Regions from separate parts of the Homo sapiens genome. Here region 1 is linked to region 2. The links are chromatin loops, found by intact Hi-C in ENCODE. Cell type or tissue: A673. All regions are shown on one strand. Each heading gives the region's core, and the rest is flanking DNA. Links, peaks and the distances in the headings are about the cores only.

Evidence for each region. Peaks named below come from ENCODE experiments on the same cell type or tissue, not always from the same donor. Only the 100,000 strongest peaks of a DNase experiment are listed, where the experiment ranks them.
Region 1: a loop joins it to region 2, with 3 times the contacts of the local background. A loop is called at or near these places in 1 of 110 quality-filtered maps.

The regions. Positions count from the first base shown.
Region 1 is chr2:129,799,472-129,805,672 of GRCh38, reverse strand. It overlaps LOC107985945 (a long non-coding RNA gene), which reads left to right. Exons shown (of 3, transcript XR_001739711.1): 2 at 70-274. Among named protein-coding and RNA genes, the nearest start is that of LINC02572, 75 kb to the left of the region's middle. In A673, for the core only: no CTCF peak of the experiment used is centred there; a DNase peak (open chromatin) is centred at 2,442; H3K27me3 peaks cover 1,522 bases.
Region 2 is chr2:129,602,970-129,610,872 of GRCh38, reverse strand. No RefSeq gene overlaps it. Among named protein-coding and RNA genes, the nearest start is that of LINC02572, 270 kb to the left of the region's middle. In A673, for the core only: CTCF peaks have their summits at 3,774 and 6,133; DNase peaks (open chromatin) are centred at 4,182 and 5,012; H3K4me3 peaks cover 853 bases; H3K27ac peaks cover 2,762 bases.

The DNA of each region.
Region 1 (6,201 bases), core at 1-5,000, 200 kb before region 2:
CCCACTGACGCTGAAAAAACACTGATTTGTTTCTAAATCATGAAGCTTTGCTGCTTGTCTTGCATGTAGGGCCTTTTAGTCTGTGTGTTGCTGTCCGTGGCCAATGACCGAACCCCTGCATTGGAGCTTGCAGTGAAGCGGACAGCTCCGGCATGAGTCCTCCCCTCCCTTCTCCTCAGCTTTCCCAGAAAATCCTTCCACGTGTGGCCGACTGTGGAGCATGCCTAACTCTGCTGACATGTCTTCCTTGGATGATCGTCACATTTGGTGTCCAGTAAGCCTTCATGAATTTATTTCTGCCTCGGCAGCCTTAATTTTGGTTGACATTACCATGTTGCAAGCCCTGAACCAGGAAGTTGGGGTCTGGTGGCCCCACTGCCAGTTTGGATGAGGGGTACTCCTCTAGGGGAATTCTGAGCTCAGAGGGTCCCCCAGAGTAGTCGAGGGGACCCCAGAGTAGTCAAGGGGCCAGAGGAGGTTTCTCCAAGTGGCCTGAGGGTACCTCCAAGGCAAAGAGGCAGATGCAAATGAGGGAAAGGCATGCTCCACCCAGGAGTTGCAGCTGGAGGGGTGCCCAGGAAGAAGGAAGAAGTGAAATAAGGATGCGCTGGGAGAAGGTGAAGACGCAGTCTCATCATGTATTGAAAGTGTGATTTCACTGTGGAGGCAACGGGAGCCCCTGAAGGAGTAATCTTGTTACTCCTTTAAATATGCACATGCTACAAAATCCAAAAGATGCAGAGGGTATGCTGAACAGTGAGTCTCTCCCATCCTGTTCGTCATCTGGGCCCCTTTCTAGGGGTGCTGCCGTGCCCTGTGTGTTCATGTGGAGCGATTTCACATGAACACAAGCGAACCCTCACACTCCAAGCTGCAGCTTTGTGCTGCTCCCTTGCTGTTCCTTCAGATGCTCATGCCACAGTTGCCCATCCTTCTATTTGTGATGGGCATTTGTGTGCTCCTAGACTTTTTTCGTGTGTGTGTGTGTGTGTGCATGTAGTGTGTATTTTCATGTTATTAAGCATATGTTGCCACGATTACTCTTATAACTCTTATATATGGGAAGACTAGATCTGTCTGTCTGTGGGGCATGGTGGTGGCCAAGGGCTTGGTGTGAGCCTGGCTAGCCAGCCATTCTGGAGGACAGAGCACCCTCAGGAAGCTGGGTTGAGTGCTTGGTGTTCACCAGAGAGTGTTGCAGTCACCTGTTCACCACCCCTACCCACACCCCGCTACCCTGCCCCAGCCTGAGATCCTGCCTAGATCGTCAGCATGCAGTCGAGGGCCTGGCTAAAGTTGATCGTTAATAAATCTGACAAATTAAAGATGACAGGAATAGCCAAATGAATAAATGTTGATAACCGATCACAGAAGGCTTGAGCCAGGATTGCCGTAGCAGACAAAACCCTGTCATGTTGCTCTCAGAAGACAATTATTTATTTAACTTTTAAAATCTTTAGCAATAACTCTAGTCTTCTGTGGGCTAAAAGATCTAGGAAAACAGCCCACTAAATGTCTACATATGAACACAAGGAAGTACTGCCAAGGCGTTCTTTACTTCATTGTCAGTAATAGTGCAAAATCAGAAACAGCATGAGTATCCGTCATTAGGGTAGTGGTTAAGACAAAATCATGGCACATCTGTGCTGTGGAATGCTATGAAGTCATCATAAAAATGAGACTGTTCTATATGTCTACTCATGGAAACAGCTTAAGACTTCTGAAAGCAGCTTTATTAAGATATAACTCACATACTATAAAGTTTAACTATTTAGTCTGCAAGTTAACGGTTTTTAGCATAACTATCACTGCAGCCGATTTTAAAACATTTTCATCACCCCAGAAAGAACTTTTAGCTCATCTTCCTATCTCTCCATATGCCTCCCCCAGTCCTAAGCAATCTCTAGTCTACTTTCTGTCTCTATAGATTTCCCTATTCTGGGCATTTCATTTAAATGCAATTATATAATATGTGGTCTTTTGTGCCTGTTTTTTTCACTTAGCATGTTTTCAAGTTTCATCCATGATGTAGCACGTATCAGTACTACATTGCTTTTTATGGAATGGTATGGCTATACCACACTTCGTTTGTCAATTGATGGGTATTTGGGTTTTTCCCACCTTTTGTCTATTATGAACAATGTTGCTATGAACGTTCACATACAAGTTTTTGTGTGGACATATGTTTTCATTTCTCCTGGGTATATGCCTAGGAGTAGGATTGCTGGGTCATATGGTAAATCTGCATTTAATTGTTTAAGGAACTTCCACACTGTATTTCAAAGTGTCTGCATCATTTTAAATTCCCATTAGCAGTGTATGAGGCTTCAAATTTCTTCGCATCCCTGCCAACACCTGTTATTATCTGACTATGTTATTATGGCCATCCTGGTGGGTGTGCAGTAGTATTTCATTGTGATCTGTATTTGCAATTTCCTGATGACTAATGATGTCAAGCATCTTTTCATGTACTTATTGGTTATTTGCATAATGCTTCCTTTCAATAATGTTCTAAGGGCATAAATTGCTCTTCAGCTTAAACCAGTGAAATCATGGCTCCTTTTCAGAAATAGTCTGAGATTTGTGTTTGATATTTGTTCTGACCCTAGGAGGGCTCCTGTCCAGCTGTCTTATTCACCAGTTCTCTCCTACAAGCCAGCCAGCCTACAGTCTAGGCTGTGTCTTCATTAAATCCATGAATCTCTTCCCAACTGCTTTCACCACAACCTCCACCATTCTTAAGAGTGCTCTTGAACTTGAACTTCTGCACACTCTGTTATAAATGAAATTAATTCCTTTGGGAAGACATAGGAGTTATCTGTTTCAGACCTGCTTCTTCTCTAACTTCTCCCCTCCCCCAGGCCTCCAGGCAAAAATCTCTGAGCCAGGGCTCTGGAGCTGGGGGTGGGGACAATGACAAGCTTCTTTCTGAGGGATACCCCCATTCCAGTAACTGAATGCTTGGCAGGGTGGGGGGCGGTATCCTGGGGTCCTCTCCTGGTGTGGAACCATCACCTCCCGAGTTGGAAGAGTTGCTATCAGGCTGCAGTACTTTCAGTGCACTGTGCCCAAGGTAGAGCCTCAACTCCTGAGTGGAAGCTGGAAGGAAGAGTGGAGTCTCCACTTTTCGATTGCATTCACCCAGCACTTAGCCTCAGCAGCAGGTGGCGGGGGCAGGATGAGAAATGCTGACATCCAACTCCTCGCAGGAAGAAAGCTCTCTGACTGGAAACAGAGGGGAGAGGGAGCCCTGTGTTGTTGGCTGAGGCAGTGTGGAGTGGAGTCTCTGCCTTACCTAGCTGAGAGCGAGGAGGAAAGGAGCTGTCCTGGTTCTAACATCATAGACTCTCCTGAGTATATGCCTAGATATGTGCCTTTCTCACCTATGTTTTATACATTTTCTTGAATAGATGTCTCTTCATTTGCTTTTTGCTACTGTTTTTGGAAATCTTTACTGATTGTGTATTTTAAACCAATTTTCACCATTTTTCCTGGGGACCAGCTCAGTGGAGCCCCTCACGCTGGAAGTTGATCCTCCCGAGATGTCCTTTGATCCTCACTGGCTCATGAGGGCCTGATCTGTGTCCCACGTCTGTGCTGCTCTCTGGCATCAGGCAGTTTCCCAATAGTAGGGGAAAGAATGGGGGTGGGTGACCCTTCCTGAAACTCTGCTAAATATGTGATTTATTTTTCCTTCTATAAAACTTTAGATAGTAAGACAATCCAATTGTAATGATTAAGATCTCACAGATGACTCCCAAAGAATCCAGAGAAGGCAATGGTGTGCTCATGGAACATGGTTCTGGAATTAGAGGAGCTAGTCACATATTGTAGAGGGATTCCAGGAAGAGAGTCTCACTGTATTGCATGTGAGTCACTCAAACCTGGCACATCATCCTGACTTCTGCATCATCCTGACTTCTGCATCATCCATGCATAACTGTCACATCTCTATTTTAAAGCCAAAACAAACAAAGACCCTGCAGTGGCAATGTCATTCCTGAGTCAGAGAGAGATCTGGATCCATGCATCACAAAGGCTTTCTGTGCTCGATGAAAACATTCAAACCTTTTCTGAAATCCAGGAGGTCCTTCCTGCTTACCGTTTTAGCTTCAGTTTTCTTGGTTTTGATTTTGTGTTTCTCTCTGCAGAAGATTGTTTCATTACATTTATTTAGAGCTTTCCCCTGAGAAAATCTCATTCATTCAAAATAGGAGCTTCCCTTTACTGAGTGTGTACAATGTGCCAGGTGCTGGTCTCATTCATTTCCCCAAATATTTATTCATGAATGAATAAATGCTCTTCTGGATACTGAGTGGTACAAGACTGCCATGGTTCCTAGCCTTGGAGTCTACTGGGGATGGCAGAGATTAAGCAAATAATTACTTGAACAAAGTTGTCAAATCATAACTTAAAGTGTAAAGGTGGACATTAGATTACCTTAAATTAGGGATTTCTGTTCAGTGAGGGTTACAGTAGGGAAAACCAATAGGAGTAGGCAAAGCCAGTAAGAATTCCTTCAAAATACAAGGAAAAGAGAGACCGCTGCAATAGGAAAATGAATAAAGGTAATGAATAACAATTCACAGAAATGGAAGCCCAAATGACTAAAAAATCCATGAAAACATGTTCACAATGCAAGTTAAAATTAAAACAAGACAGTGCTTTACATGCAACAGAATAGCAACAATCAGACCAGGGATGGGTTCACATATTGAGAAGGCTGTGGGCTAACGGGAGCCTTGGGGTGTGGACTGCTGCAGCCACCCCAGAGGACTCGGCCCAGTGCAGTGTGTGGGTTGGCCTGGTACCAGCTGCCCAACTCCTCCTAAGCGTCTTGGAGGAACCCTGATCCAGATCCATCAGGAGATACTCGCAGGGGATTGCCTGTCTGTTTATGATACAATGAGGTGTGGGAACTTGGTGTCCACTACAGAGAGCTGGAAATAAAATAAGGTGGAAACAAACTGTGGAATAACACGAGGCAGCACTGAGAAGCAATAATCTAGCTGTAGCTAGAGCAACACGGTACATCTTGAAAACTTATGGTCAAGTGAAAACGAAGAAGAAACAGAATGAGATTTAACATCTGATGTAACTCACATAATTTATGGCATATGTATATCTACCAAACACCACTACATCTTTTACAAAGAGATGTGCATATTTAAGGACGTGCATATTCAATGTATCAAATACGGTGGAGTTGGCTCCCGTGTGCATCTAGGAAATGAGGATGGGAATAAGCAATGAGGGAGTGAGCTGTATGTCTCTATCTCTGTGTCATTTGTACTTATACCTATGTTGACATCAATAGATCTATAAATTTTAATATAGAAGTAGACAGGGCATAGTCTGTATATTGTGGAATATAAACTCATCTCTGCACTCAATGTGCACAAACCACCAAAACAGAATCTTTGAAAACTTACCCCCCAAATGGCACCAATAATGATGTAACTACAATTGTGATGAGGGATCTGCAGGCTGTAAATTAACGTTGGCATCGTACTGGGCTCCTCTGGGGAAACATGTTCTGTGTACCGCTGAGGGCTGTGCACAGAGACGAGTGCTTTTCCTTTTCTTGTCTTCATGCAAACTTGTTGATGGAGACCTGGAATCGTCTGGAACCAGAGGGGCCGGAGTTCACAAGGTGGAAGGAATGGGAGGTGAAGTGAGGGACAAGATGGGAAAAGAATTTGACAGGGTGCTACTACAGGAGGATCTGCAACTCTTTTTACATTTTTTAAAAAAGATAGAAAATGTGAAAATGTGAACACTGCGAGGGAGGTCTCAAAACAATTCTTTGCAGGTCAGCCGGGCGAGAGGCCCCTGCAAACTGCACACCCAGGGAGGACTGCTCAGGCAGCTCCACGTGCTGCTAGCCTTGCGGCAAAGGCGAGCTTGCGATTTCCAGTTACAGAAGGTGCCACTTCATGTTGAGACCCCGGGTGGCCCCAGTCACCCAGTATCCTCCCTTGAGGCCCTTGCAGGCTCCACTCCCATCACTGGGCACTTCCTCTTGCCTCCACCTGGCCAACTCCTCACATTCCTCGGTCCTTGGCTGGGATATCATTCCCAGGACTGTGGGGCAGTGTTTTACTGTGGCCATGGTGACTGTGTAAATGCACTGTGGGTGGTTGCTTGCCCGGCTCTCCCACCAGACCTGACCTCATGGTGTGTGGGAACCCAGCCTTGCTC
Region 2 (7,903 bases), core at 1,186-6,185:
GGCATTTTTGAAGTAAAAGTGTCCCTGTTAGAACCAGGGGCTATGTATGTTCTGCAGTGAAAGCAAAGGTGAAGAGAATTATGCTAGAAATGTCTCAGCTTCTGTTGTTTTAACTTGTGTGGACTGATTTCAGTCTTCATGTCACCATATTATACCAGACATCAGGAGCCTCGTGGGCTCATTTCCTTTCCAAGCTGACGGTGTCCCTTAACCCTGACTCTGGGTTTCCCTGATGCTGCCTAGAATTCTGACCTCTCCAGCACACTCGATAACCTCCTCTGGATTCAAGGTTCTCACAGTTCCAATAAAGAAAGTCCATGCTGCCTGACACGAGGAAGGTCAGCCATATTTACACTTGTAACTGAATACAGTTGAAACTGAAAAAAATTGCAGAAAAGGTATTTTTAAAAATATTTAGGTTTATGTGAGAGTTGGAGGTTCCAAATATTGCTTTATTCAAACAGCTGGGAGGTAGATGCACCTGACCTTGGTTAAGCTATTTGCACTTGTAAATGTTAGAGTTTGACTGTATTAGTAAAATTATATTCATTAATGTAAATTGCATGCAGTGAAAACTCTGTCTTTCCCATGTGTATGTAAACAGTGTTTGCCTGAATTCGCAGGGCATGCAGTCATTACGAACGCACTCAGATTTTGAAGCTGTATGCACTCTATTCTGGAAGTCATTTAGCTGTGATTCCTCCAAGATCCTTATTGTCAAAGTGCAAAATCAGACAAACAGCAATTTAGCACCATCCAGGCTGAGCACCTTTCACCCTTTGCAGTAGCTTCCAGCCCCAGGCTGCCACCATGGGTTTCATGCTGATGCAGCTTCTGGCCAGGTTTCTATCTTCCTGAGTTTTCTGGAAATACATGGGGCTGGTGGCTGGTGGATGCGGAAGCAGATCCAGGGGAGGCACTGCTGCTTGGTGGGAGGTCTTCACAATCCTCCCACAAAGTCGCTTTTATTTTATCCCTAAAGTCACCCTAATTTGCCTTTTCTTCACTCATCACCACACATGAGGCCCTTTAACATGAGCAAGGATTTCCTACTTTGGGTCTTCACCTGCACTCTGAGTGATTATGGCAGACCCAACTAGCTGTCTTCTCAAAATTCACCCCATCCCTTCCTCTTTTTCAACATAATTCCAATTTTTAAGGTATCCATTCTCTTCTGTGAGCCCTGAGCTGTCCAGCCTCAGAGAGCTCATCTGGATTGGTATAAATCAGCCCAGTGACCTCAGGCTTTTTTCCAGTAATTCATTTAAGCAGGAGAGTAGGCTGCAAATCTGGCCGGGAGACACAGGGGTAGTGTGCTGTGTTGGGGGTGGTGGTGCAGTGTTCCTGGGAAGGTTTTCTTCCCTCCAATAAAAAGAACTGAGGGATAATCAGCATGGGATGTTGGATGAAAGTTTGGAACTGTTGCAGCCATCTTGCAATCAAGAGGAATTATCTCACAAGAACAATCCAGCATGAAGGGTAAAAAGATAAAACTAATGTCGATCTATGAATTGGAGTAGGATAAAAAAAATCTTGGTTTCTGATGATATTTTTGAGCTGTTGAGTTAACCAGCTACTAACTTCAGACTTCTTGTTAGGCGAGACAATATTGTCTTTATACTTAAACCAAATGAATCAGGATTTTCTATAGCTTTCAGCAGAAGAATCCAAAATAGTAGTCTATGCCAAAGGTAAACTGATTATTGTTACTTATTGTATTTAACATTCCCGGTGATCCTCTAATGCCTCAGAAGAATTCAAATTTCTGGGTATAGCCTGGGAGGCCCTCTAAGATCCAGCTCATGTCTCCATCACTAGATTATTTTCTTTTACCTTCACTCCTCATCGCCCCCAAACCCCCACAAACAATGTCCATGCAAAAGCTCTTGCAGATCCCCATCCTGTTGCAATGTCTTCACATGGGCCCTGCAGTCATCCTAGAACATCTTGTGACTGTTGATATATCTGGATTATTCATCAATCCTTCTTCTAGACTCAGCCCAGGTCCTGTCTCCGAGGTATGATTCTCCACTCTTTTCTTCTGCTTGGCTGGGTGGTCCCTACTTGGTGCTTCCTCAGCTCCTTGTGCATCCTCTACCCCAGGGTTGCCTTCCTATGCCCTTTACTATTAGCGACAACGGGAGCCATCCCAGAGGTCATGGCCATGAAAGCCAGAGACAGATCTGGCTTATCAACTCTCCCCAGGCATTGTTGGTTCATGATGCTTAATGGGTGTGACTAATGTGCCAGCTAAGTCTAGGTTAGAGAGGCAAGGCTTGATCACTCTACCATCATCTATGCATCCTGATAGCATGGCACTTTTTACACTGCCATTTTTAAAAGAGTTTTGTTTTTTTCTTTTTCAGTTTTTATTCTAGATTCCAGGGGTACATATGCAGGTTTGTTGCAAAGGTATATTGTGTGATGCTGGAGTTTCAGGTACGATTAAGCCCATCACTCAGGAAGTGAGCACAGTACCCAATAGGTAGTTTTTCAACACTTGCCCCCCTCTCCTCCCTCCCCTTGTATTCCCCAGTGTCTGTTGTTCCCTTCTTTGTGTCTATATGTACTCAATGTTTAGCTCACACTTATAAATGAGAACACGTGGTACTTGGCTTTCTGGTCCTGCACTAGTTGGCTTAGGATAATGGCCTCTAGCTGCATCCATGTTGTTGCAAAGGACATGATTTTGTTCTTTTTATGGCTGCATAGTATTCCATGATGTATATGGACCACATTTTCTTTATACAGTCCACCACTGATGGGCACCTAGGTTGATTTTATGTTTTTGCTATTGTGAATAGTGTTGTGGTGAACATACAGGTGCATGAGTCTTTTCAGTAGAACAATTTATTTTCCTTTGGGCACACACCCAGTAATGGGATTGCTGGGCTGAACGGTAGTTCAACTTTTAGTTTTTTGAGAGATCTCCAAATTGCTCTTCACAGTGGCTAAACTAATTTACACACCTATCAACAGTGTATAAAAAGTGTATAAGCTTTCCTCCTTCTTCTCAACCTTACCGACTTTTTTTTTTTTTTTACTTTTTAACGAAAGCCATCCTGACTGGTTTGAGATGGTATGTCACTGCAGTTTTGATTTGCATTTATCTGGTGATTGGTGATGCTGAGCATTTTTTCACACTTCTTGGCCACTTGTATGTCTTCAGAAGTGTCTGTTCATGTCCTTTTGCCCACTTTTTAAAGGTTTTTTTTTTCTTGTTGATTTATCTAAGTTCCTTACAGATTCCAGATACTAGGCCTTTGTCAGATGCAGAGTTTGTGAATGTTTTCTTCCATTCTGTGTGTTGTCTGTTTATTCTGCTGATAGTTTCTCTAGCTGTGCAGAAGCTCTTCAGTTTAACTGGGTCCCACTTGTCAACTTACAGTGATTTTTAAACTCAGTTTCCATGTGTCCAGTTTATCACCACAGTAATCCACATCCCATAATAATTGTTGGGGACCATAATCAACAAAGGAGGGGAAATGACCTTGTGTTTGTCCTCAGGCTTCTCACTGGGTGACCTGTGGCCCCTTTTGGGTTGGGGTGGGCAGTGCCCCGGGAAAGCTCCAGGCATGCTCTCGGGTGCACTGTCACACTTGCATCTGAGAACACTGCTCGCCGCCTCAGCAAGGGCCAGATCAAGAAGATCCTCACAGCACTAAAGAGAGAGGCACAGACGCCCACCTCTCTGTCCAGTTCTATCCTAATCATTCAAGGAGCTGGGCAAAGCTTGATGATGACAGGGAACTCAGTGTCTCCTCCCAGTGTGTCAGAAGAGAAACAGAAGGCTGCAGGGAGTGAGGCCCAATGCGTGCCGCAGGTTAGAGACCTCTGTGTGCTAGGACCTGGGCCCCCAGGGTAGTCCACCCCAGTCCATTAGGCCATTGCCCATGTTCTTGCCAACACTCTTTTTTGGGCTTCATATATTAGACTATATGAGCCTTTGAGGAAATGGCCTATTTCATATTTTGTATATCTCCAGAACAAAGCAATTAAAAAAATTTCATGTACCTGGCATGCTGCCTGATTTGTAGCCTGCATTCACTAACTCTTAGCTGGAGAGCTGTTAGTTTAGTATTCAGCATTCCTTCTTCTCTTGGGTTTCTCTCTCCCGCTGTGTTCTCAGCACTCTCATGCTATTTCCTTCCTGTTCACACACATGGGGTTTCCTCACCCAGCCAAATCTGGAGTTCATATCTTCTCTCCTAAAGCCTCCCGGCCCCTCGGGAGTGCTGATGTGGAGCAAGACTGGAACCGCTGCAGGGTAGCCTGGAGCCAGTGAGTGATAGGAATCACGTATTACACGACAGACATATATGTGGTCCCCTCTGTGACAGGGCACACAGTGCCCTGGGGAACACAAGTTCACGGGTCCTGTGGGAGGAATTCTAGAATGACAGAGGGTGGTGCATCCACTCAGCCAGCCATGGAGGGGAATTCAGGGGAGATTTCAGAGAGAAAGGCACAGCAGAGCTGGGCTTTGAGGGAAAAGTAGGAGTTTCCAAGGCAGAAAGTCAGGGAAGGGCACCAATGACAGAGGAAACAGAAGTGACGCGGCTGTGATGAGTGAAGAGTGAGCTAGATGTAGCTGTCTGCCTTGTGGCCACAGCCCTTCAGCCCTGGATGGCTGTGTTCCTCGCCAAATGCCACCCCTGCACCCAGCCAAGTCCCGCTGGTACCCAGGGGAGTCATGATCCAAGGGCGCCCACCCAAAGGCTCAGCAGGAATCTCTGACACATGTGGAGAGGTGGAAGGAGAAACTGTCTCAGGAGTAATGGTCAGGAAGAGCTGGTGGGGGTGAGCTGAGAACCTAGATGGGCTGGAAATCCCAGGAAGCAGCAACAAGGGGTAAGCTGAGGGGATGCGTTGGCAGAGAGGAGAACGCAGTGGACGTGCAGAGGAAGCAGTTGGTGGACTGCAGCCTCAGCTCTGGAGAAGGGGCCGGCTGCATTTACTACCCTTTCACAAACCAGGAGTGAATGCTCATTGGTGTGAAGTGACTCCCGCAGGGTGGCAGGGCTTGTGAGCCAGGGAGCTGGGGTTAGAATCCAGATCTGGCCTAACGCCAAAAGTCATGCCAGCTGAAAAAAGCAGAAGACAGCAAATCTAACCCACAGCAAAGTGTTACTTACTGTTCTCCAGAGGAATGCTCAGTGTCATATAAGGAAATAGAGGATCCCTCTGGAGTATAAAAATGACTTTAATATTTACAACAATAATAGTGAACATTTATTGGGCACTTACTATGTGCCAAGCACTGTTCTGAGTAGTTTGCATGAATTATCTCATTTCAGGAGACTTTACTGCATACTCCATTCCAGCACTTATTTTTCCATAAGTTACTCCCCAGGAATTGGGGCTGACTGCTAATGCACAGTAGCCATTTTTCACAGCATCATCTGGTTTGGGGTGGCTGTCAAGTGCAAGCTTCTAGTTCTGGGATTCTTACACATTTTACTTCATTTCTTCATCCCAGCCCCAGTACAAATCAATGGGAAAAAATCAGCAGAGAGGAGTTTGACAAATTGCATGACAACTGACATAAATATTAATAAAATGGTTATGACACAAGATGGTTTACATGATTAGGAGTGTTGGATCTTTTTCAAAGTATTTTCACACTTATATCATTTGTGTCTCATAACACTCACTTTTCCCTGTGAATTTTTGTACTACTGCGACCCATCTGCTTGCTGGTAAGCCAGGGGATGTCCACAGGAGAGAGCTGGGTGGGGGTGTGGGTCCCTGAGGGGACGGCCGCCTGAGCTCTCAGGCTGGGTTACAGCTCCTGGGTCAGTTGTGAGGAATGCTATGTTTCGGAGCATGGTCACTGTGTAATGTACTGCTGATCTCTCCCTGGTTTGGTGGAGTTGCTCTGAATGGGACCAAAACTAGATGGACTCTTACTCTTTCTTTTGAAAATCTCAGGCCCAGGCCAGGCTGGGTGCACCCTGGGGTTTCCCGAGGCCTCACCTTGCTTTCTATTATTTTGGGAATATACCAGAAATAGGATTGCTAGATCATATGATAGTTCTATTTTTAACTTTTTGAGGAACTGCATGCTGCTTTCCACAGCAGTCCGTCTGTTCATTTTTAAGCACAGCACTGCCCTCTCTGGAGGGCACTGTGGCAGCCCTCCTCGCAGGCTGGGCTCTCTGCACTCTCATACCTGCCTGGCATGAAGTGATGGTCAGTGAATATTGTGCCGAAGATTAACCGAGTGAATGAGATGCCTTCAAAAGTGTTGGAAGACCTAGGGAAATTTCCTTTTTCCCCAGAGCAATCTCAAAATCACTCTCTCAACTTAAGACTCCGAGTCTCTCATTCCTGCTCACCCTCTCCCCATCTGCAGAGGCTGAGAGAAAGCTCCTGACCCTACCTAAAACACTGCTTGTACTCAGTGTATGGGGAAACATTTGTGGTCCTGCAGGGATGGGGTGGGATTTGCAAATTTGCTTCACATGCACTTCCTCTGTCCAGCTGAGGCAGTGAGAATTGCTGCATTTCCAGAAATCCAGTGGTCTATAATTGTCTCTGTGAACCAGTTGGCTCATTTCATCCTCCGAGGCCGTGGCTGAGACAGTTGCCTCAATAGAGGTTCCAGCAGCAAATGCGTCATGTTGCAAATGCTCCTCTGCTGTGCAGGTGTCCCTGGGCATAGGACATTCTTGCTGTGGTCTGCACATCCAGCCTGATTTTGGGGGGTAGATTCACTTCTGACAGCTGATCTTTAATACCACTAAAGAAATTATGGTGCTCTCTGCATTCACCTGCTGCTGGATGACTCACAGCTGTGAAGTCTGATGCTATCGCTGCTTGTAGGAAAAGTTTAAACTCTCGCAGTTTGGGAAGAAGCATATGCTCTTGTTACCTAATGTTGGGACACAATGACTTCACTATAGACAGAAGCTTAATGAAAGCAATAGTTGAATTACCCCAACAATGATGGGAAAATGTCAAAACACACAGGAGCTAACTGACAGAGCTCCAATGGACAAAGCTGGAGAAAACTGAGAACAAAATTAAATAAGAGAGTATTGAATTATGACTCAAAGTATAAGCTAAATATCTATGTGTCCATTCTGATATAAACAAATAATTGATAAATAAACAAATGGGAGACAATAGACAGCTCTTCCATGCAGAAGAATCCACCTTCAAAGAGGTGGAAGGTAACTCCCAGCCTTGTACTTGTGGGTTATGCATTGTGACTTCATTCCAAAGAGTATCCTATGGAAAAGGAGAGCAAAGGATACCTTTACAGTGGGGAAACCTGACAGAAGCTGCCATATCCAGGTGTTCTAGGTCAACACCAACAGTGGTTAGTAAAGTTGATAGTGTATACCCATGATATAACATGATGAGAATGGTACTTTTCCTCTGTGGTCTTTCTCTGCAAAACCTATAAGCCCAGTTTAATCACGAGAAGAATGGCAGATAAATCCCTCCGGTGGATGCTCAACAAAATAGCTGATCAGTACTCCTTACAACTCTTAGTGTCCTTAAAAGCAAGGAAAGACTGCAAAACTGTTGCAGCCAAGTGGCACCTAAGGAGACATGATGACAGAATGTAATGTGGGGTCCTGGGACAGAAAAAGGACATGCAGTGAAAACCAAGGATATATGAATACAGCGTGCATTTTAGTTAATAATACCTAACTGTATTCACTCATTAATTGTGCAAAATGTACTATACTAATATAAGATGCTAATTACAGGAAAAACTGGGTGTGAGGTGTGTGGGAACTCTGTACTCTCTTCAAAGCCTTTCTGTAAATATAAAACTACTCTAAAATGGAAAGTTCATTAAAAACTAAACAACAGGGGAGGGGCCAAGATGGTCGAATAGGAACAGCTCCAGTCTCCAGCTCCCAGCAAGACCAACACAGAAGGTGAGTAA